2 separate regions of the Homo sapiens genome follow, and region 1 is linked to region 2. A link is an interaction called in ENCODE POLR2A ChIA-PET data of the cell type or tissue named here. Cell type or tissue: PC-9. All regions are shown on one strand. Links, peaks and the distances in the headings refer to the core of each region. The heading gives the core; the rest is flanking DNA.

Region 1 (9,914 bases), core at 3,059-5,558, 62 kb after region 2:
AATATAACCTACTTAGCCTAGTTGGTAGAGACAGACCATAAGATGCAGGAAGAGGGCTGAGTAGGTGGCATGAGGCACTATAACGCCCCCTGACCCCAAAGAAGACTGGAGAACCAGTATCCTAGGCGCACTACAAATATCAGGGTTTTGGGTCTAAAAAGATGGGGTCAGACTCAGATCCGGCCACACAAAGTAAAGGGCAGGTCTACCGCCTGCCCAAAGACTCCCCTCCCCCAACCCAAGCAAGCAGTCAGAACCTCACCACAAGAAAGTGCTCCTAAAATCGCAGTAAAGTGCTAGCCGGCCATGACTCAGCACTTGCCATGTGCCCGGCCTTGGCTAAGTGCATTGCAGGGCAGAATGCCCAAGTATTTTTCCAGAACAAAGGCCATGAGGTGGACCCAGCCCTGCGACAGTTGGGCAGGCCTGGCTCTGACTGTGTTTCTCTAATAGTGACTGAGACTCACAGCAGCGTGAAAAGCCAGTGCTTCTCCTGGGGGAAGTCTGCCACTTTGGGGAGGAAAGTGTGGGGGCAGAGAGGGTAAGGGAAAAACTATGGCATGACCTGCCCCTCAGATGCCAGGCCAGAGAGGTAGGTGGGCTTGGAGGGTCTGCTGCTTCTGCAGGCCTGGTCCCAAGCCTGCCCCCATACTGCCCTCCCCAGCACCCCAGCCTCATCACTCCTCCCTGGGGAAGGCGAAGGGAACATCCAGTGGAAAGGGAAAAACGGATGGCTTCCCTCCCATTCCTGGCCTGCCTGCCAAGCGGACGCAGGATGGGAGCCTGGGAGCGTTCCTGCTGTGAACTCCCTGTCAGCAGCTACCCAAGCCTTGGGGCTCCCAGGGGCTTCCCAAAAGCCATCCTGAAGCTCCCAGCCCCACTCCCTTGGCTGGCCCAAGAGTGACGGAGGCAAACCCTGGGGGGAACTCCCAGCTTCTCCCTCAGCCATTGTCCCTGAACCCCAGGGACCCCTGGAGACTCAGGATGGAAGAGGCCGGATGCAGGCAAGCTGGGATTGTGCACCAGGCCAATGGCCGTGTTTATCTCTGTGCAAGCGCCGGAGCCAAGCCCTGGGAAAACAGCTTAGAGCCAGAAACCAAGGGAAAGGAAAAATGCAGTTTACAAGCAGGAAAAAAAAAGCTGGGGGAGAGTAAAAGAGCAGTAAAAAGTGTCAGGAGACAGCCTTCTTGGGGGCAGGAGTGCTGTTCTGGGGCATATCGCCCTCTGTGTGGGAGGGAATTCCCTCCACCTCCATGCTATCTACATGTCTGGAGAGATAGAAAGAAAACAATTTGGGATTGGCACTGGGATGCCAATGTGGTTGAGGGAGCCCCGAGCCAGCCCGCGGGCAGTTAGGCCCTCACTGCCTGCTTTGCTGCCTGGCCCTGCTGCCTGCCAGCCATGTAGCCTCAGGTCAGTGACTCCACTTCTCCAGGCCTCCGTGGCCCCATCTGCTGTGGAGGGTCTGGAGAGGGGAAGGGGAAGGCCACGCGGGTGGGCTGGCCAAATCCTGTGCACCTTCGGAGAGGGGACGGCTACTTCCACACTCTTTAAAGGCCACACAAACTTTAAGTTACAGAACTCAAGAAGACCGAGAGATGCCCCACATGCTGCAGGGCTCATGAGCTCTTGGCCTGGAGTTTCATTTGAGGTCCCATTCCATCTCACATTCTGCCAATTAAAATTAGAGCTGTTGAGTTGCTTCCATTGGTTCTAAATTACCAGAGAAAAAACTCAAGCAGAACCCAGTTCACCACCTATAAAGAAAAAGCATTGCCCTCTATGCAATTTCAGTCCTTGACATTCTCTTTTTTTAATCTTTTAAAATTAAAAAAAGTTAGAATAACTTGTTTTTTCTTTTAATTTTAAAGACAGAGCCTTGCTTTATTGCCCAGGCTGGAGTGCAATGGTGCAATCTCAGCTCACTGCAGCCTCGACCTCCCAGATTCAAGCAATTCTCATGCCTCAGCCTCCTGAGTAGCTGGGATTACAGGCACCTGCCACCACCATGCCCGGCTGATTTTTGTATTTTTAGTAGGAAAGGGGTTTCGCCATGTTGGCCAGGCTGGTCTCAAACTCCTGTTAAGCGATCCGCCTGCTTTGGCCTCCCAAAGTGCCGGGATTACAGGCATGAGCCACCATGCCGGGCCAGTCCTTGGCATTCTCTACTTGAGTGGAGAGAGGCTCCTATTCCAGGGGATAATAGGAGCAGATCATATAACACACTTACCGGAGTTCCTTCCCACCATTAACCACACTCTGCACCTCCCCCTTCTCCCCAAGGTGTCTTTTCCTCAACAATGTGCTCCACGATCTGGAAGCTTCCTTGCAGTGTGTAACAGGAGAGCACTGAAAGCCGGGCCTCATGGAGGAACCTGAGCCTGCCGTCTCATCTAGCAGAGCAGCAAGAGGACTAGGGGTGCTTCCTGTAGGGCAGCCCGAGGACCAGGGTCCGAGTTCTGGGTTGTTTGGTCGTGGTGAAGGTTAGTTTGTTTGTGGCAATGCTTAGGTTTCAAAAAGGAGTTTAAAAGTCCCAAAAGACTAAAAATATTTATGGGGTTCAATCAACAGTCCTGAAGGCAACTCTGAAATTAAGATGTTCCATCTCGACCGGGTGCCGTGGCTCACGCCTGTAATCCCAGTACTTTGGGAGGCTGAGGCAGGTGGATCGCTTGAGCCCAGGAGTTCAAGACCAGCCTGGGCAACACAGTGAAACCTTGTCTCTACAAAAAAAAAAAAAAAAAAAAAAGAAAATTAGCTGGGCATGGTGGTGCACGCCTGTAATCCCAGCTACTTGGGAGGCTGAGGATGGCTTGAGCCTGGTGGGGCGGAGTTTGCAGACAGCTGAGATGGCGCCACTGCACTCCAGCCTGGACAACAGAGCCAGACCCTGTCTCAAAAAAAAACAAGACAAAAACAACGATGTCCTGACAGGGTATCACTATGACCCGGATAGCAGCCTTCCTGGTAGGGTCTGGAAGTCCTGCCTCAGTGAGGCACACATGGAACCGGAAGAGGGCAGGGTTGCTTCTTCCACCTGGTGGCTGTGCCCCGACCTGGTGGCTACATTTGCTGGGCCCACTGCTGTTTCCCCACAGGAACAACTTGGCAGCAAACAGGTCCTGCCACAGCCAGAAAAACTGGAACGTGGGAAAGTATATTCATTTCCCCCAAAGAGCTGGTAAGAGTCAGTCTTCTCTTATCACTGCAGGATATACCCATACCTGGAAAGATGGCCTTGGGGCTTGGCACTGGGACCAATGTATTTCTCTTACTTTCCTAAAGTCTCTCCGAAATTAGCCAAGTCTCACCAGTTCTAGCAGAAAGAGGGCTACAATTTTGTAGGACCGGAAAGTCACCCCTCAATGCGGCCAGTGTCTCTCGTTCCACAGGGAAAGCAAATTCCCAGGCTGAGTTGCCAGAGGACAAGCTGAGGTGGTGGCCTTTGGTGAGGGCTGGAGGGCCAATGGCTGCCTGCTCCTGGCCTCTCACGGCATGGCTCTCTGACCCTTCAGGGATGCACTGAGACCTCCTGCTCCCGGTCACCAGCCTCCCACAGCCTTCAAGAGTCACAGTCCAGGCTGCTCCTGGACTAAAGCCAGCCAGGCGGGCCCGTGGCAGAGACACTCAGAACACGGCCTAGACTTCAGGATGTGTCTGGGCACCCCCAACCGCTGTGAGGAAGGCTAGAGAAGCCCTGAGCTGTGACACTGGGGTGGGAAGACTTAAACACACCATCTCCCATACTACAACCATCTTAAGAAGAGGTAGTTTTTCTTTTTAAAAATTATTTGAGACAGGGTCTCGCTATGTTGCCCAGGGTGGTCTTGAACTCTTGGGCTCAAGAGATCCTCCTGCCTCAGCTTCCTAAAGTGCTGGGATTACAGGTGTGCTCCACCACTCCCAGCTAATTTATTCTTTATAGAGACGAGGTCTCACTTTGTTGCCCAGGCTGGTCTCAGAACTCCTGGGCTCAAGTGATCCACCCACCTCAGCTTCCCAAAATGCTGGGATTACAGGTGTGCGCCATCTTGCCCAGCCACTTTTTCTGTTTTAAAAAGAATTAAAAATGAAGCTCAGATATGTGAAGTAGTTAATCCAGCTCTTAAGTACCAAAAAGACATTCAAATTCAGTCTCTATTCATCAAACTTCCCAAATGCTAAAGGCAGCAAAAACTCCTGCTCCCGACCTAAGAACAAGGCCTGTGATCCTAGTTTGTGGAGTAGCTGGAGAATTTTCCAGAAGTCTCTTTAACTCCTCAGAGAAAAGAACACTTTCCCCTCTTCTGCAAGCTTGCTCAGTTAGGCCTTGGAGAGCCTAATGGGTGTGGCTGTGCGGGGGCTGGACCATGCACTAAACCACACCCACCCACCAGGCAACAGACGGAAAGACACAGACAGCAGGGCGGGTGGGCATGAGGACTCCACACCAGGTCTCTGAACCCATCTCCTGGAATGCCGTAGGTCAGGCTGTGGCAGTCAAATGGCTGCTTTCTGCTGAGAAAGGATGAACTATGACTTCCCCTGGGAAAGTAAATAAACCTTGACAATAGGGGAGGCTGCTCAGTGTGAGCTTGGTTTGCACAATCGTGTGCTCAGTTATATAACGGAGGATTGGATTGCGCAGTTTTCTCCTTGTTGAGAGGAAGCTCTTCCTGGAGCGCCCACCAGCTCCTCCCTCCTCAGGAGAGGGGTGTGGCTGGATCCTTGGCAACGCTTTGGTCCCCTAACGGGGGAACTGCTGGGGTGCCTTCTCCCTCCTGCAATCCCCACCTTATCCCACAGCCCCTTGGAGACTCTGCTCCTAAGCCACTAGGTCTGGGTCAAGAACCACACACAGGCAGCCCAGGGGGCCAGCTGGGCTGGGCAGTGACCCTCCTGCCTTGACTCAGGGCTCTTGAACTCTTAAGATTTTGCCTCCCCTACCCTGTGGCCAGGGCCTTCACTCTAGTTGAAGTGTCTTCACTGGACCCAGCAGAGGCTACAGGGCCCACTGAGTCCCTTCAAAACTTACTGTTTCCCTCCTACACATTCCTTTCCTGAAATCCCTTCAGACTTTGCCACAGAATCATCACATAGCAGAGCTGCAAGAAGGCCTGCAGATCGCTGAGCCTAACCTCATTTTACAGATGAGGTCCAGAGAGGGGACACATTAATGGCAGAGCTGGGACATGAGCCAAGTCTTTTTTCCAGCCCAATCCTCTTCCCACATCACTGTATTACCTCTCAAAGGAATGAATTGCTGTTGATGGGATTTATGGCCCTAGCAGAGGTGGGTTTTCAGTATGAGATCCTAGGCACCCCTCGAATCACTATCTGTCTATCCCATCTGTGCCCACTCTGTCCCCGAGTGGGTGGGCTTCGAGCTACTTCTTCAGCAGGGGTGACCAGCTCATGCTTGGTCCTCCCTTATTTGGTACACCCAGCTGTGATCCATGTGGTTGAACCTCTTGGCGTAAGAACTGAGAAATGAATCTCGGTAGCCCCTGCTTTCACATGTCTGGGCCTGGGCCAAGATACCAGAACGGGAATCAAGGTGCCAGGTGAGCAATCACCAAGCCTGGGTATCAGGTCGACAGGAGGGGCACTGTGCATTGGTGAACCTGGGCTCCCTGAAAATGCCAGTTATGCTTAAGACATCAGGCAGGAACCAGGACACCCCAGGAGAGTCACTCCACCTCCTGCAGTGGTCAAGATGCCCTTTCTGCAAAGGTCCCTCTGCCCACAGAGCCCTCATTCAGGGCTTCCTGAAGATGTTCCCAGCCGCGTAAGTCCATGCCAGCTAGTGTGCTTCAGGCACAGCTGAGAGGCAGGAGGCATCACGCAGAGAGCATGTGGCTTGTCACAGATGGTGCTGAGGTTCACCCTGGCTGTCTTGCTGAGTAGTTATTTTCTGTGGAAGGTCCTTCCTTTCCTGGAATTGGGAAGAAGGCCGCAGAAAGCTCAGGAGTCCCCTCACTTACAGACTGAGCTAGTTCAGTTTATCCAGTAGGTCACTCATCAGCTTGACCCACACTCTGCAAACACAAACATCAGGCCATTCAAGCTGGGCACACTCCTGCCCCCAGCCTTTGCACCTGCACCCCAGGCAGCAGCTTGGCTGCTCCCTAACTCTTCAGGTCTATGCCAGTGCCACCCTTCAGTGAGGCCTTCCCTTTCCACCTGGCACTCCTCTCCCCTCTTTAAAGTTTTATTTATCTCCATATTACACATCATCTTCTAACATACTTTATAGTTTACAAATGTATTTTGTTTATTATCCCTCTGCCCCTAGAACTGCAAATCCCACGAGGGCATGCTCCCCGCTGTGCCTCAGTTCCACAGTGAGCAGTTCCTAAGTACCGCCCATGCCTCCTCAGCGCCTCCTAGGTGTGGAAATTTGGGAAAGAAAAACTGCTTGGAGAGCACTCGCAGAGTTTTTGCTGCTAAGTCAGACCAAGTGGGGCCAGTGAAAGGCCCCCTATTATCCCCCAAACCTAGCTCCCTGAAGGAGGCAACCGTTACACCAGAAAACAATGTTACTTTCTGGAGAAGTGTGGCTTCCTGAAAATGTTTATTTTAAATTATGCTGGATGCAGAGGAGGCTGCACAGTGGTACCGAAACAGCCACCAACCCCAAGGTCCTCAACAATTTTCCACCAACAGCTCATCAATCCCAGCAAAGGGCTGTCCTGGAAGCGGGCCTGCCAAGTGCATGGGTCCCCCTCACCTCCCACCTCCAGCCACAAGCTGAGCCCTCACAGAACTTCCAGGACAACGAGTGTTGCCTGTAGGGGCGGATCCAGGCTTTGCGGAACCTGAAGTTTAAACAATGGGAGGTGGGCTATGGAGGGGGCATTCAACTTTAAGAAAAAAAAGTCAAAATTAGGATTACAACATTGCTAGGCACCCCACCTCCAAGATCTCGGGAGCCGCCAGGGCAAGGAAGGAGCCAGAAGCTCAGAGAAAACCGACATCTGCCAGGGAGGGAGGCAGGCGGCCACTCGGTCTCCGCGGCGCTTTTGCTCAGGTTGACCACATTCCCTGGCTTCAACTACAAGGTGAACTCCCGGGCAAGTTTCCTGTTCTACAAGAGGAGAGGGCTGGCCTTCAATCCCGAGACCAGAGCGAGGGGGTGCCGGGCGGCGGCTGCGGCAGCAGATGGAGATGAAAGCGCATTTCAACTAAAAGGTGTGATCAGTGTCAGGCCTCTGAGCCGAAGCTAAGCCATCATATCCCCTGTGGCCTGCACCTACACATCCAGATGGCCGGTTCCTGCCTTAACTGATGTCATTCCACCACAAAAGTGAAAATGACCTGTTCCTGCCTTAACTGATGACATTGTCTTGTGAAATTCCTTCTCCTGGCTCATCCTGGCTCAAAAGCTCCCCTACTGAGCACCTTGTGACCCCCCCCACTCTGCCCGCCAGAGAACCCCCCTTTGACTGTAATTTTCCTTTACCTACCCAAATCCTATAAAACGGCCCCACCCCTATCTCCCTTGGCTGACTCTTTTCGGACTCAGCCCGCCTGCACCCAGGTGAAATAAACAGCCATGTTGCTCACACAAAGCCTGTTTGGTGGTCTCTTCACACGGACGCGCATGAAAATCAGTGTTCCGACTTGGGTGACAAATTAAGTGCATTTCACCGCCGAGCGAGCCACGGCCCTGGAAGCAGAGCTCGCCCAGGCCAGGGGACGCGGTGCGCTCTCGGGGTCGCGAGCCTCCCTCCCTGCGGCGTCCGCCCACAGTCTGGGACGCGGAATTCCCTGCGAGAAGTCCGCGGTCGCCTGCAGGCTCCTTCCCCCAGTAGGCGGCACGCGCAGTCTCCTGGCCGGGGCAGGAGCTGGGGGCGGACCAACTACAAGTCCCTCTGCACCCCTGCGGGCCGACCGCAGCCCCGACCCCTCGGCGCCCCGGCCCGCCGCCCACCCCGGCGGCCGAGCCCGCGCGGAGCCCGAACCGCGTCTGCGTCCGGGGAGTGCGGGCCCGGCCGGCCCCGGGCGCTTACGGTCTCGGCTCGCAGGCTCCGGCGGCGGCAGGCGCGCGATCTCTCCGGCTCCCTGGCTCTCCTCGGCTAGTTTTCAGCAGCCCCGGCGCAGTCTCCGCCCAAGCCCGGCCTCCGAGCGGGGCGTTCCCCGGCCTGGAGGACCCGGGAAAGTCTCTAGGCCTGCCTAAGGCTCCACCTCTGCCAGGGATAAAACGGGCTACTTAAAGGGCGGTCCGCGGCCCCGCGGCCAGAAATGGAGAGAAGCGTTTGGCAGCTCCTACAGCAGTTTGATCCCGTAACTTCGTCAGTTGAATCTAAAAACAAAAATCCAAACTTGCATGATGTATGTCCTTTTTTTTTTTGGAGACAGAGTCTCACTCTATCACCCAGGCTGGAGTGCAGTGGTGCGATCTCGGCTCACTGCAGCCTCAAGCGATCCTCCCACTTCGGCCTCCAGAATAGCTGGGACTACAGACTGCGCCACCACACCTGGCTAATTTTTTAAGTTTTGTAGATACGGGGGTCTCACTTTGTTGCCTAGGCTGATCTTGAACTCCTGGGCTCAAGCGATGCACCTACCTCCGCCTCCCAAAGTGGTGAGATTATGGGCGTGAGCCACTGCACCTGGCGGTGTATGTCTTTTTAATTTCATCTTTCTAGCAATTCATTCTTAGTATATTTAACAAACATATTGGTCCGTGACATGCTTGGAAATCTAAAAACAAATTAGTGTCTTTATACAGAGAATGTGAGAAGCAATGGTCTGAAGCACTCTTGGGGGTCTTCATGGTGAGGACCAGTATAGGATGCTGAGTTCAATGCCAGGGGAGCAACCTCTTAGTGAATCCCCTCCCGCTTTGGAGAGAGCTCAGGGCCCAGGCGGGTGGTTGCTGGGGCTCTTTTAGCTTCCGTGAGAGCGTTGATCCCCAGCCCCTCATCGTTAGAAAGCCTGTCCCATCGCCTCTGCCATCACCCCTCCTTAGCTTCTCTCTTCACCTGCTCAGAGGTGCAGTTCTTTCAACCACCAGCATCCTCACGATCTCGGTGGACAGACTACAGCTAGGAGGCCACATGCAGGGCCCGTGGCTGGAGTTCTAAGCTTCTGACTGTCACCTTGCACACTTCAGGATAAGGTTCACCACCACCCACCTTCCCTTGGCCTCCAACCTTTCTGCTCACCCTGGCCCAAGAATTCTGGCCGGCAGACGCACTCACCTCACTCCCACCTCCAAACTTTTGCTCTTGCAGTACTGCCGGACAGGGTGCCCTCCTCCATCCACATGTAGAGTCCTCTTGTCCTTTAATTCTACACCCTCCTATAAAAGCTTTCTCTTGCAACTGCAGTCTCTGACATCTCTGTATTCCTTTCAGAACCTGCAGTCTGGGAGAGTTCTTTCCCCTCCCCTCCAAATAGTTCACACAGAAGCTCTGCCTCTGGCCACTTCACCAGGGGACCCAAATTCGTTACTCTTAAAACTGCAGTGATGGTGAAACAGGTAGGAGTCAGGACTTAACGCCAGAGGTGGGGCTTGGACACCAGATTGAGGACCAAATTGAGGACTAGCTAAAACAGGGACTGGGTGGAAGATGAGCATAAGATATGCCCATCATATCAGTGTGCCATGTCAGTTTACCAGGGCACGCCCCTGGAGTTATCACCCCCCTTCCATGGCAATGACCCGAGGACCCAAAAGTTACTACCCTTTTCCTAGAAATGTCTGCATAAACTGCCCCTTAATCTGCATGTAACTAAAAGTGGGTATCAACATGACTGCAGAATCGCCCAGAGCTGCTGCTCTCAGCACACTGCCTGTGGGGCAGCCCTGCACTGCAGGAGCAGGCCCCCTCTGCTGCTGCTGGACACCGCCACCTCCATAAAAGTTGCTGTCTCACACCACGGGCTCTCTCTTGAATTCTTTCCTGGACAAAGCTAAAAACCCTGCT
Region 2 (9,914 bases), core at 3,754-6,253:
TAGGAATAAGGGGATGAATGGAGAATTTCTGGAAGGCACAGGTAAGTGCTAGGCATTCACATACATCTAGGATGACTGAATATTGCCAGGGGTTCTCAGCCAGGCAGTGCCACTTCAACCACAGTGCCTAGCTGCTGGTTTGGCCTCCTCTATACAGCTGCCAGCTGGGTGCTCCCCTCCCCCTGCCTTCTCCTCAGCCTGGCAGCACTGTCCCATGGTGTCTGTGTTCCCAGCTGCCTGCTCAGAGCGTGCCTGTTTGTGAAAATGCAGAGGAGCTGTCCCATGGAGAGCCAGAGGGACGGAGCTGTTTCAGGGGGATCTGGACTTTATGTGTCTAATGGGCAGGGACAGGCTGGGACTGAGCTGAAAGGTCTGAGAGAGATTGTGGGTCCCCAGAGCTCTACCCTAACCTGGGTGCTCATCGGAGAGGGCAGACAGGACTGGCCACCTGACCTTACCTCCGTCTCAGGCTGATAGTATTTGCTAGCCACCTCCCTGAGTTCATATCAAACTTTGTCAAACCACCCTGGGAAGCCTATTTGGCAAGAGACAAGTAACTTAGAGGCATGACTGGGGCTGGAGGGAGGGGGAAGAGGAGCCGCAGGTGTTTCCCTCCGCAGAGGCCTCTCTCCTCTGCAGCACTGGCGAGGGTATGCCACTCCCAGCACCACCACAGCACCCTCCCCTTTCCAGGGACAATGCTCTCTCTGTGAGCATTTTATGGGGATGTTTTTTCTTTCCACTTCACATTTCAAGCCTTCCTTGTTCATGCTGCTGTGTTCCCTTTTCCTGATTCTAGCTCTTGGGGAACCCTGGGGAGCCTCCCCAGTAGCATTGGCCCTTGGGGCCCAGGTGAAGTCCTTTGCTTGGGGCCCTACCGTGAGCCCACAACCTCCAGGGTTTCTGTGGGAGAGGGCTGCTCCCCTAGACCCAGCAGGTCCCTGAGCCATTGGCAAAGAGGAGAGAGGCTGGGGCCACAGGTGGTGCTGGCCGAGGAAGGAGGAGTAGGGTCGCACAGAGGAGCACTGATGGATGGAGAACCAGTTCTGGGAGTTTGGGGAGAGATCAAGGCAGGAGGGAGCCCACTGGGCAGAACCTAAAGGTCCATATGGGCAGCATGCATACACAGGTGTGTGCTGGAGGGTTTCCATCCAGACCCCTACACTGGAAAAGGGTGGCTCCCATGTGATGCTTGGTGTCTGTGATCCTTCAGGAAAGTCTACAGTTTGGTACCCCAGGACTCGCTGGTCAGGAAAGCCCTGCAGGACATGAGTGTTAGGCCCGACGCCTGGCCCTTGGCAGCTTGGGAGGTGGCTGGGGCTGCTTTTGCCTTTGCCAGAGACAGCTCCAACTGAGGACCTCTCCAACGGGCCCATCCACAGTCCTTCCTTCCCCTAGTGTCTGGTAAGTGTGGGGACAGGAAGGAGGAGGGGTAGGTGGTGGCCTTGAAGTGTTGGGCTGGTGTGTTCCATTGGGTGGTGCCACTGGGGGATTTTAAAGGGAAGCCAAGAACATCTGTGTTCCAGAGGTCACTCTTGTGACACTCTGTTCAGAGTCAGCAGCCCCATGACTCTGGCATCACAACCCCCACTACCTCCAGCCATTGCCAAGTCTCTTAGAAGGTTGAGAAAGTCACTTGGCTGTCTGTGGGATGCTCCCATGTTCTTGGGCTTTCCACTCATTCATGCTTCCTGTGCTTCGTGTGTGTGTGTGTGTGTGTGTGTGTGTGTGTGTGTGTAGGTAGGTAGGTAGGTAGGTAGGTGTCCATGTGTGATTGTCCCCAGCACTCTAGGCCTAGGGGTTACCCAACATACACACCTCACCAGCACTACTGGTATCCAAACATCTGTTTGGGTTCTCTATATCTTTTCTTCTTGTTCTCAAGATCTTTGTCCCTGTAACAGCTAGAAGCACCAGACTTAGCAGAAAAATCCCCTGGGAATTCTAGATTTACCAGATTTGGGCAGGTAGGATCTTAAGCAAGTCCAGGCTGAATATGTGTTCTGGCCCTTCAGCCACAGCATGAGAACTTGGACACTAACTCCCGGTCCTCTGGTGTCAGGGGACAGACACTGGAGATTTCTATTAGCTTCACCAGGGGCGCCAGGAGCCTCAGGAAGGAAAGGTCAACAACCCAGCCTGGAGCAGTGTTTGCTTTGGAAATGCTGGGCCTTGCAGTTAGACTGATGGTACCCAGGAGGGGTATGTGTGTGTGAAAGCGCAGAGCTAGGGGACCCAGAGGTCCCTGAGGAGGCCCTGGGACTCCTGACTCCCTCCCCGTCCCTACCCTAGACCACCCCCTTTACTTTCTCCTCTGTGGCAAAGTAAAAAGAGAAGTGGCATCTGAGAGTCAGGATATTGGGTTTGGGATTCAATTCTGCCCTGACCAGCTCCTTAACCTTAACTTTGGGGCAAGTTATTAAACCTCTGAGGCTTGGTTTCCAAGTATAGCAGATGGACCCATCTCTGAGGTCCCAGCTCTGACATTCTGTGAGCAGTGGGAGTGAGGTGTTGTCTGTGGCTCGTGGATGGACCATCGTGAATACTTGGATGTTCCCTTCTTCCCTGGTTGTTTATCCCGGTGTTTTCCTCTTCCTGCCTTTGTGTGCCTTTCTCCCTCTCCTCTGCCTGTACTCTAGATCCGCCAGTGGCTTCTGCAGGAGTGACTTTCCCAACACGAGTCCTCGAGGCTAGAGGAACTTTAGGACTTCTTAAGACAGCAGCTGCAGCAACTCTGTCCCTCCTTTGCTCCATGTCGCCCCCTCTGGGGATCTGCCCACTGTGTCCTGGATGAGCCATCCACTCTGACCATCTGATCCCCTGAGATTGTCCCACAATGCAGCCATTCTCTGTGGACACTGCCAGGCACGCAGAGGTCCAATGTCTGGCTCTCCCGGACTCCTTGCTGCTGGCTCACTGCCCGATCAGTCCCTGGGAAACGCCTGCCTTTGGCTCTGCCAGCACTGGTGGGAACCTGCAAGAAATTTGAGCCCTGAACGTCTGCCTTGTCCTGTTGTCCTGTGCTCCAGGGAAGACAGGCGCGATGATGGACTCCCCGTTCCTGGAGCTGTGGCAGTCCAAGGCAGTGTCCATCAGGGAGCAGCTGGGACTCGGGGACCGGCCCAACGACTCCTATTGCTACAACTCGGCCAAAAACAGCACCGTGCTCCAGGGGGTCACCTTTGGTGGCATCCCCACTGTCCTGCTCATAGACGTCAGCTGCTTCCTGGTGAGAGCCCTCATGAGTCGTGTCCCACTGCCTCAGTTATTTGTTTAAATGCCCCACCCAGGGCCTTCTGGGAAACTTAGATGAGAAGTCAGACATAGCTGGGTTTAAATCTCAACTCTGCTGCTTACCAGCTCTGTGACTTAGGCGTGTTACTTAGCTTCTGTGCACCTCCCCTTTCTGCTCCGGAAATGGAGATCATAATTCCTATCTCAGAGAATTTTGGAATTTGGATAAGGCCAGAATACTCATATAGCTATGCCTGTGATTACTACCGTGATTGCAGAGCTCTCAGCCTGTCGTATCTTTAAGGCCCTTGGGAAGGGTCATCTCAAGGGGTTGAGACATGTGACTGGAGAGTACGGACTAGAATAGAGCAGCTGCAGTTCCCAAGTGTCACCTCCTGTTCCCCTCTGGCATCCCTGGGGTTTTTAAAGAATCAGAAGCTGGGCCAGGTACGGTGGCTCATGCCTGTAATCTCAGCACTTTGGGAGGCTGAGGCGAGTAGATTGCCTGAGGTCAGGAGTTCGAGACCAGCCTGGCTAACATGGTGAAACCCTGTCTCTACTAAAAATACAAAAAATTAGCCGGGTGTGGTGGTCGGCGCCTGTAATCCCGGCTACTCTGGAGGCCGAGGCAGGAGAATTGCTTGAACCTGGGAGGCAGAGTTGCAATGAGCCGAGATCACGCCACTGCACTCCAGCCTGTGCAACAAGAGCGAGACGCTGTCTCAAAAAAAACCAAAAAAACAAAAAAAAGAATTAGAAGCTGATTCTTAGAGCGTACCTTCAGCAGGTGGCCTTTCTTTAACGTAGATCTCCTTGTTCACAAAGATGCCCCATGGCATTGTTCTTCCTTATGCAGACTCAACGTTGGCTGGCTGAGATTTATTGGGGTTAAAGTGCCCCTTCTTTTCACAAATGCCATGGGCTGGCCAGTGCCTCTTGATACTGTCTCCTAACATGTGGCAGAGACCATCTGAGTGAAGGGGGCAGATGGCTCTGATGGAGTAAACATCCTTGGACTGCTTGGAGCTGGAGACTAGGCTCGGGTGGGGAACATGGGGAGGGTGGCTTAGGGTAGCAAGGAGGAGTGGGCAGGGGTGTGGGGGTGGATTTCAGAATTGGTGGGATTAGAGGAGGGTGGCCTTGGGTCTTCAGGGTGGGGAGAGTTTGGCCAAGGTGAGGAGTACAGAGAGGGGGACCTGGGCAGGGACCCTAGCTGGGCTGGGTGGGTATTGTTGCAACAGTGTTGGCTGAGAAGAGAGTCACCCTCTATTGTGCTGCTGAAGGTGAATTTTTTTTTTTTTTTTTTTTTTTTTTTTTTTTTTTTTTGAGACAAGGTCTCACTGTCACCCAGGCTGAAGTACAGTGGCATAATCACAATTCACTGCGACTTCCTCCTCCTGGGCTCAAGCAATCCTCCCACCTCAGCCTCCTGCATAGCTGGGACTACAAGCACATGCCACCGTGTCTGGGTTATTTTTGTATTTTTGGTAGAGATGGGATTTCACACCATGTTGCCTAGGCTGGTCTCAAACTCCTGAGCTCAAGCGATTCACCAGCCTTGGCCTCCCAAAGTGCTGGGATTACAGGAGTGAGCCATGGTGCCCGGCCAGGGGTGGATTTTTATTGCAGTAAGTTTTGGGGGTGGGGGAGGGGGGACACATAAGAGCCAGAGGGCCCTGGAGAGCATGGGTTTGTGGGAAGTGTCTGCACTGCACAGGCCAGGGCGGCAGCCGCTGTGGACAGAGAGGGCAGGCACCTGCTGAGCAGGTTTCGTGGTTTTCCTACAACATGACTCACCTGCCTTTGAAAATATGTCACCAACTTCCTGATTCACCTGAAGAAAATTCCACGAGAACTCAGTGCCTCTGGGGTTCAGGTCTTCTGGATTTCCTTTAGGAAAACAAAGCCTACCTTCAAAACCCCCGTTTCTGATCAGAGCAGGCAGGGATGTGCTTACTAAGATGTATTTCTCTACCTCCCTGAACCTCAAAGAGAGGGACCCTGTCTAGGGAGGGAAGAGAGGCAGGAACATGGCATGGAGCCTGCCAAGGTGGACTGTGGGGAGTGAGGACAGTCTAGAGTGTACAGATGTCTAGAGCTAAGCGGCTTAGTCCAGCCCTGAGGTTGCCATTGGACACAAGCTTGCTGAGGTGTCCCAGCTTACGGAGGCCAAGCCAGCCCGAGCACAGGTTCTCGTGGTGCCTTGCTGCCTGCATGCATGCTCTCTGCTGGGGGATTGCAGGGCCTGCGGGGCCTGCCTTCAGGGGAATCAAACTCAGAGGAAAAAACTGACCGTTTCTGGCTCAGCCTGAGGAGGCTCTGCTACCTTGGTTCTGTAATTTAAAATGAAATTTTCTGGCCAGCATGGTGGCTCACGCCTGTAATCCCAGCACTTTGGGAGGCTGAGGCAGGTGGATCACCTGAGGTCAGGAGTTCGAGACCAGCCTGACCAATATGGTGAAACCCTGTCTCTACTAAAATACAAAAATTAGCTGGGTGTGGTGGCGGGCACCTGTAGTCCCAGCTACTCTGGAGGCTGAGGCACAAGAATTGCTTGAACCCGGGAGGGGAAGTTGCAGTGAGCCGAAAGAAAAAAATTTTCTGTAAAGTGAAGAAGGATGCTGGTTCCTGGGGCTGCTCTGGGGCCAGACCTTACCCTCCTGCTCGGGGCCACTGAAGGCAGAGCAGGGCCCGAGACTGGGCCTTGTGGTGTTACCGCTGCCTTGAGAGCAAGAGACAGGGCTGACGTGCAGAACTAGGCAGGCTCCAGGCAAGCTTGGCGTCAGCGCTGGCAGCCTTGGTGGCGTGGGCACAGGTGACAGGAGCCTGGTGAAGGGGGTGAGCAAAGCATCCGGGCTACTGAGCTGCATGGCCTTGGGCACTTCAGTGCCCTCTCTGGGCCTGGGTGTTTTCCTTCTAGCCCTGCTGAGTGCGGGCAGGTGGGCTTTACCCCTGAGACCGCTGTGTCTTCTAATGAGAAGCCATCCAATATGCTTTTACTTGGTTTCTTTTCTGTTTTTAGTTCTTAATCTTGGTGTTTTCTATTATAAGAAGAAGATTCTGGGACTATGGCCGCATTGCCCTGGTGTCAGAAGCAGACAGGTAAAGACATATCGCCTAGGCTGTGAGCATGCGTGTGCGTACGTGTGAGTGTGTATATGTGCGTGAGTGTGTATATGTGCGTGTGTGCATATATGTGTGTATAGTGTGTGTGTGTGTGTCCCTGGAATGGGCTAGGGGCTTATGAAGCCCTCCATGTGGGCAGGACCCACACATGACACTGCTATGAGATTGTGTTCATTAAGTGTATCTACCTGGCCTGTACCAATAGCTGTTCTCTTTGCTCTTCACCACAGACCCATGAGGTCAGCCTCGCTACCCTCATTGTGCTCACAAAACAAAAAACAAAAACAAAAACCCAGGCTCAGATGCTCAGCTCCCTCAGGGCTTCTGTTGGGCCAAGGCTATGAACCTTGTTGGCTTCAGACTGGTTGCTTTAGATACTGAGGGCTTTCGTCATCCTCTGAAGAGGATGCCCATTTTCTTTCTCACCTTGAGTATTTTTAAGTGATCATCTTTGAAATTAATTAGCTTGGGGCCAGGGCTGAGTGAGGATCAAGGGCAGCAGAGCCATCAGGGAACTGCCCCACCCTCCTGCCAGGTCAGCGCCGGGTTTGGATGAGTCTGTTACAAAGCACAGGCTCCCTCGGCCAGGCTTCAGGTCCTTCCAGTTCTGCGTGGGGCTCCAGGATTCTCTGTTCATGTCGCCTGAAGGGTGACAGTGAATTCTGGATCTGCACAACCTGACGTTCCAGCTCCAGCTGGCTGTTTGCACCCAGGATCTTGTGTCAGATGTGGTAATAGGAAGTGAGTGATGAAAACTCAGGGACTGGCCCCAGCTGCCACCCAGAGCCCCAGAGGGGCTCTGGCAGACCCTCCACTCTCGGGCGCCTCCTGACATGTGGCCTGTGCGGCAGGGTCCTTTGAACTGGGAAGAGGAGGTGTACCTGAAAATGCACCATCTTTCCCCGTGATCCCTGCTCTGGGATTTGCTAAAGCCTGAGGTGATGATGACCTTGGACTGTTGGAGAGAAACTTTTGGGACATCTGATGCCTTTACGGCACATTCAGCTGGAAGTGGGGCCATGTACTCTGGTTGAAAAGACCACCTGGGGATCAGAGGGCCCTGCTGTATCCCTGGCTGTGCGACCTTGGTCAAGGCCCCAAACTTAATAGGGTCGGTCTCCTTCTGTCCTCTCTTCCCCATGAGGTCACGGTGAAGGTCAAAAGGGACAGTGTCTCTGCAAAGGCTTTTAAAGTTAAGTTTCGTCATGTGTTTTGTCTTTAGTAGGGGGGCAGTAGAACCAGGAATAGGAGACTAGAGAAAAGGAGTCACAGCCAGGCATGTTGGCTCACACCTATAATCCCAGCACTTTGGGAGGCCGAGGCGGGGGTGGATCATGAGGTCAGGAGTTCAAGACCAGCCTGGCCAAGATGATGAAACCCCATCTCTATTAAAAATACAAAAATTAGCCAGGCATGGTGGCGGGTGCCTGTAAGCCCAGCTACTCGGGAGACTGAGGCAGAGAATTGCTTGAACCCGGGTGGCAGAGCTTGCAGTGAGCCAAGATCACCCCACTGCACTTCCAGCTTGGGTGACAGAGCCAGACTCTGTCTCAAAAAAAAAAAAAAAAAAAAAAGAAGAAAAGCAGTCACATATACGTATTGCAAACACCTCAGATTTATAGCGCATGGGGTGTTTTTATGGGGGTACTCGCAAGAAAGGATCTGATTAAAATGCCACAATATAAAGTGCCATCATTTGTCCACTCTAAAACATATGTTTTGACATTTTCTCATCTCTGAAATTGGAAGGCATCTTGTTATTGATGGGTGGTCATAGTTTATTTGGCAGCATTTTTTCTTTAGTGTTTCATAAAATAATTGTGCAAATTACAACCAGTGGTATCTTAGATTTGATAAAATGTAGTATTTATTCCAAGTTTTATTTGATAATATAGGGAAATATGCTATAAATAGGCAACACTTTGAAGTCAGTTTAGCTAGACGAGTCACAGTGGTGTGGTTTCTGGGTGTTGACCCCTTGCTATTCATCCCGTATAACATAGAGTTTTATACCATGCCTGGGAATGGTCATTGTCCTTGTCTCTATCTTTCACAGAGTGAGTTATATTTTGTCCCAGCCATCGAGGGCTGGTAGCTTTGGTTCTGAGCTCCAAGAGGCAGCAAAATACTGGATGTGATCTTTTTGACTTGTTTGGCTTTTTTTTTTTTCTAAGAATTATCTGTCATTTTTTTTCTTTTTGTGTCTCTAGCGAGTCCAGATTTCAGAGATTGTCATCGACTTCCTCCTCAGGTCAACAAGACTTTGAAAATGAGCTGGTTGGTATCTAAGGCCCAGTTGTGGTCATGGCCAGGGGGTGGGGACTGGCAGTCATGGTTTTGGGGAGGGAGCAGGGCGGATCTTGAGCGGCAAGTGCTGGAGAAAGTGCTTTTCTGCATCGACGAAGGCACCTGAACTTGGGAAATACCACAGGAGGGATGGCAGCTGGATGACCCGGGACCTTGAGACTGGATGAATTTGCAGGCAGGAAGGGGTACGGAATCCCTTGGGCTTCCCCAGCACTTCTCTCTCTTACACCTATGGCTTTGTATGACAGTTAATTATGGACTTGCTGGCTGGATTATGAGCCAGATGTGGGCAGGAGCCCTGCCCTCTCCAGCCCTGTTTCCCAGCGCCTGATGCATAGTAGGTGTTTAGTCATTGTTGAATGAATTATTGAACAAATATTTGTCTTTCCTAGCTGGATAACAGCCCAGCTTTAGGGGTATTAAGTTTAAGAGATGTGAAGGACAATAAAACCTGCAGACACCCTTTCCCCCTAACACCCACTCCAGCGGACCGTCCAATCCATTAGGCTTGTTTCCTCTCTTTTGCCTCACCTCTTGGTCAGTGATTGTAAACAATCAAACAGCAGCCCACATCACTTTGCCCAGAGCTGCCCTGAGCTTTCATCAGCTTTTGATCTAAGTTTTGTGATTTGACCACGAAGTTGTCAGGAGATTTTAGCAAGAGTTCCAGGCATGTGGTGTATATTGTGAAGTACTGGGCTCATGCTTGCTGAATATGGGATAAAAGCACTGTTTTTTATACAACAGGAGGTTAAATGGTTATTTAATGTCAAAGACAATGGTTACATCTGCCTCTCAAAGACACAAATGTTGGAAGCTAATCCCTGTTCTCTCCGTTTCCAGGGATGCTGTCCCTGGCTGACTGCCATCTTCCGTCTGCAGTGAGTACACCCGGGGGCAGCTGCTGGGGGGCCTTTGGGCTGGTTTTTTTGGGTGTTTGGCCAGTCAAGAGGCAAGAGCCAAGATGCTTGATCTTAAGATGGTGTCTCTTAGATACTTTTTAGTTAATGTCCAAAGCAGTATGTGAGGGCTGAGAATCAAGGTGACCAGGCAGCCCCTGGGGTCAGGGGCAGAGGAAGGAGGCCTGTAGGATTGGAGCCTCCATGCTGGAGGGCACACAGTGCCTGCTGGAGCCTGGGGCTTCCCAAATTGAGCTGGATCCCAAGAGTTCTTGAAGATAGAGATGAACTTTATTTATTTCAACATATTCAGTGGAAATCATATGTTCATCTCTCATAATACTGCAC

The links. ChIA-PET counts read pairs that join two places held together with the same protein. Peaks named below come from ENCODE experiments on the same cell type or tissue, not always from the same donor. Only the 100,000 strongest peaks of a DNase experiment are listed, where the experiment ranks them.
Region 1: POLR2A ChIA-PET joins it to region 2 with 6 read pairs; 14 of 35 experiments call an interaction of 5 or more read pairs at or near these places.

What each region holds. Positions count from the first base shown.
Region 1 is chr1:225,808,247-225,818,160 of GRCh38, reverse strand. EPHX1 (epoxide hydrolase 1) reads right to left here and starts at 8,037. Exons shown (of 9, transcript NM_001136018.4): 1 at 7,992-8,037. RefSeq lists enhancers at 1-356, 357-1,184 and a silencer at 7,860-8,079. In PC-9, for the core only: no CTCF peak of the experiment used is centred there; a DNase peak (open chromatin) is centred at 4,520; H3K4me3 peaks cover 1,081 bases; H3K27ac peaks cover 2,500 bases.
Region 2 is chr1:225,870,710-225,880,623 of GRCh38, reverse strand. It overlaps TMEM63A (transmembrane protein 63A), which reads left to right. Exons shown (of 25, transcript NM_014698.3): 2 at 1,214-1,404; 3 at 3,030-3,229; 4 at 6,257-6,336; 5 at 8,571-8,637; 6 at 9,511-9,548. The coding sequence starts at 3,044. Among named protein-coding and RNA genes, the nearest start is that of TMEM63A, 6.7 kb to the left of the region's middle. RefSeq lists an enhancer at 1-638. In PC-9, for the core only: no CTCF peak of the experiment used is centred there; DNase peaks (open chromatin) are centred at 4,623 and 5,023; H3K4me3 peaks cover 652 bases; H3K27ac peaks cover 2,500 bases.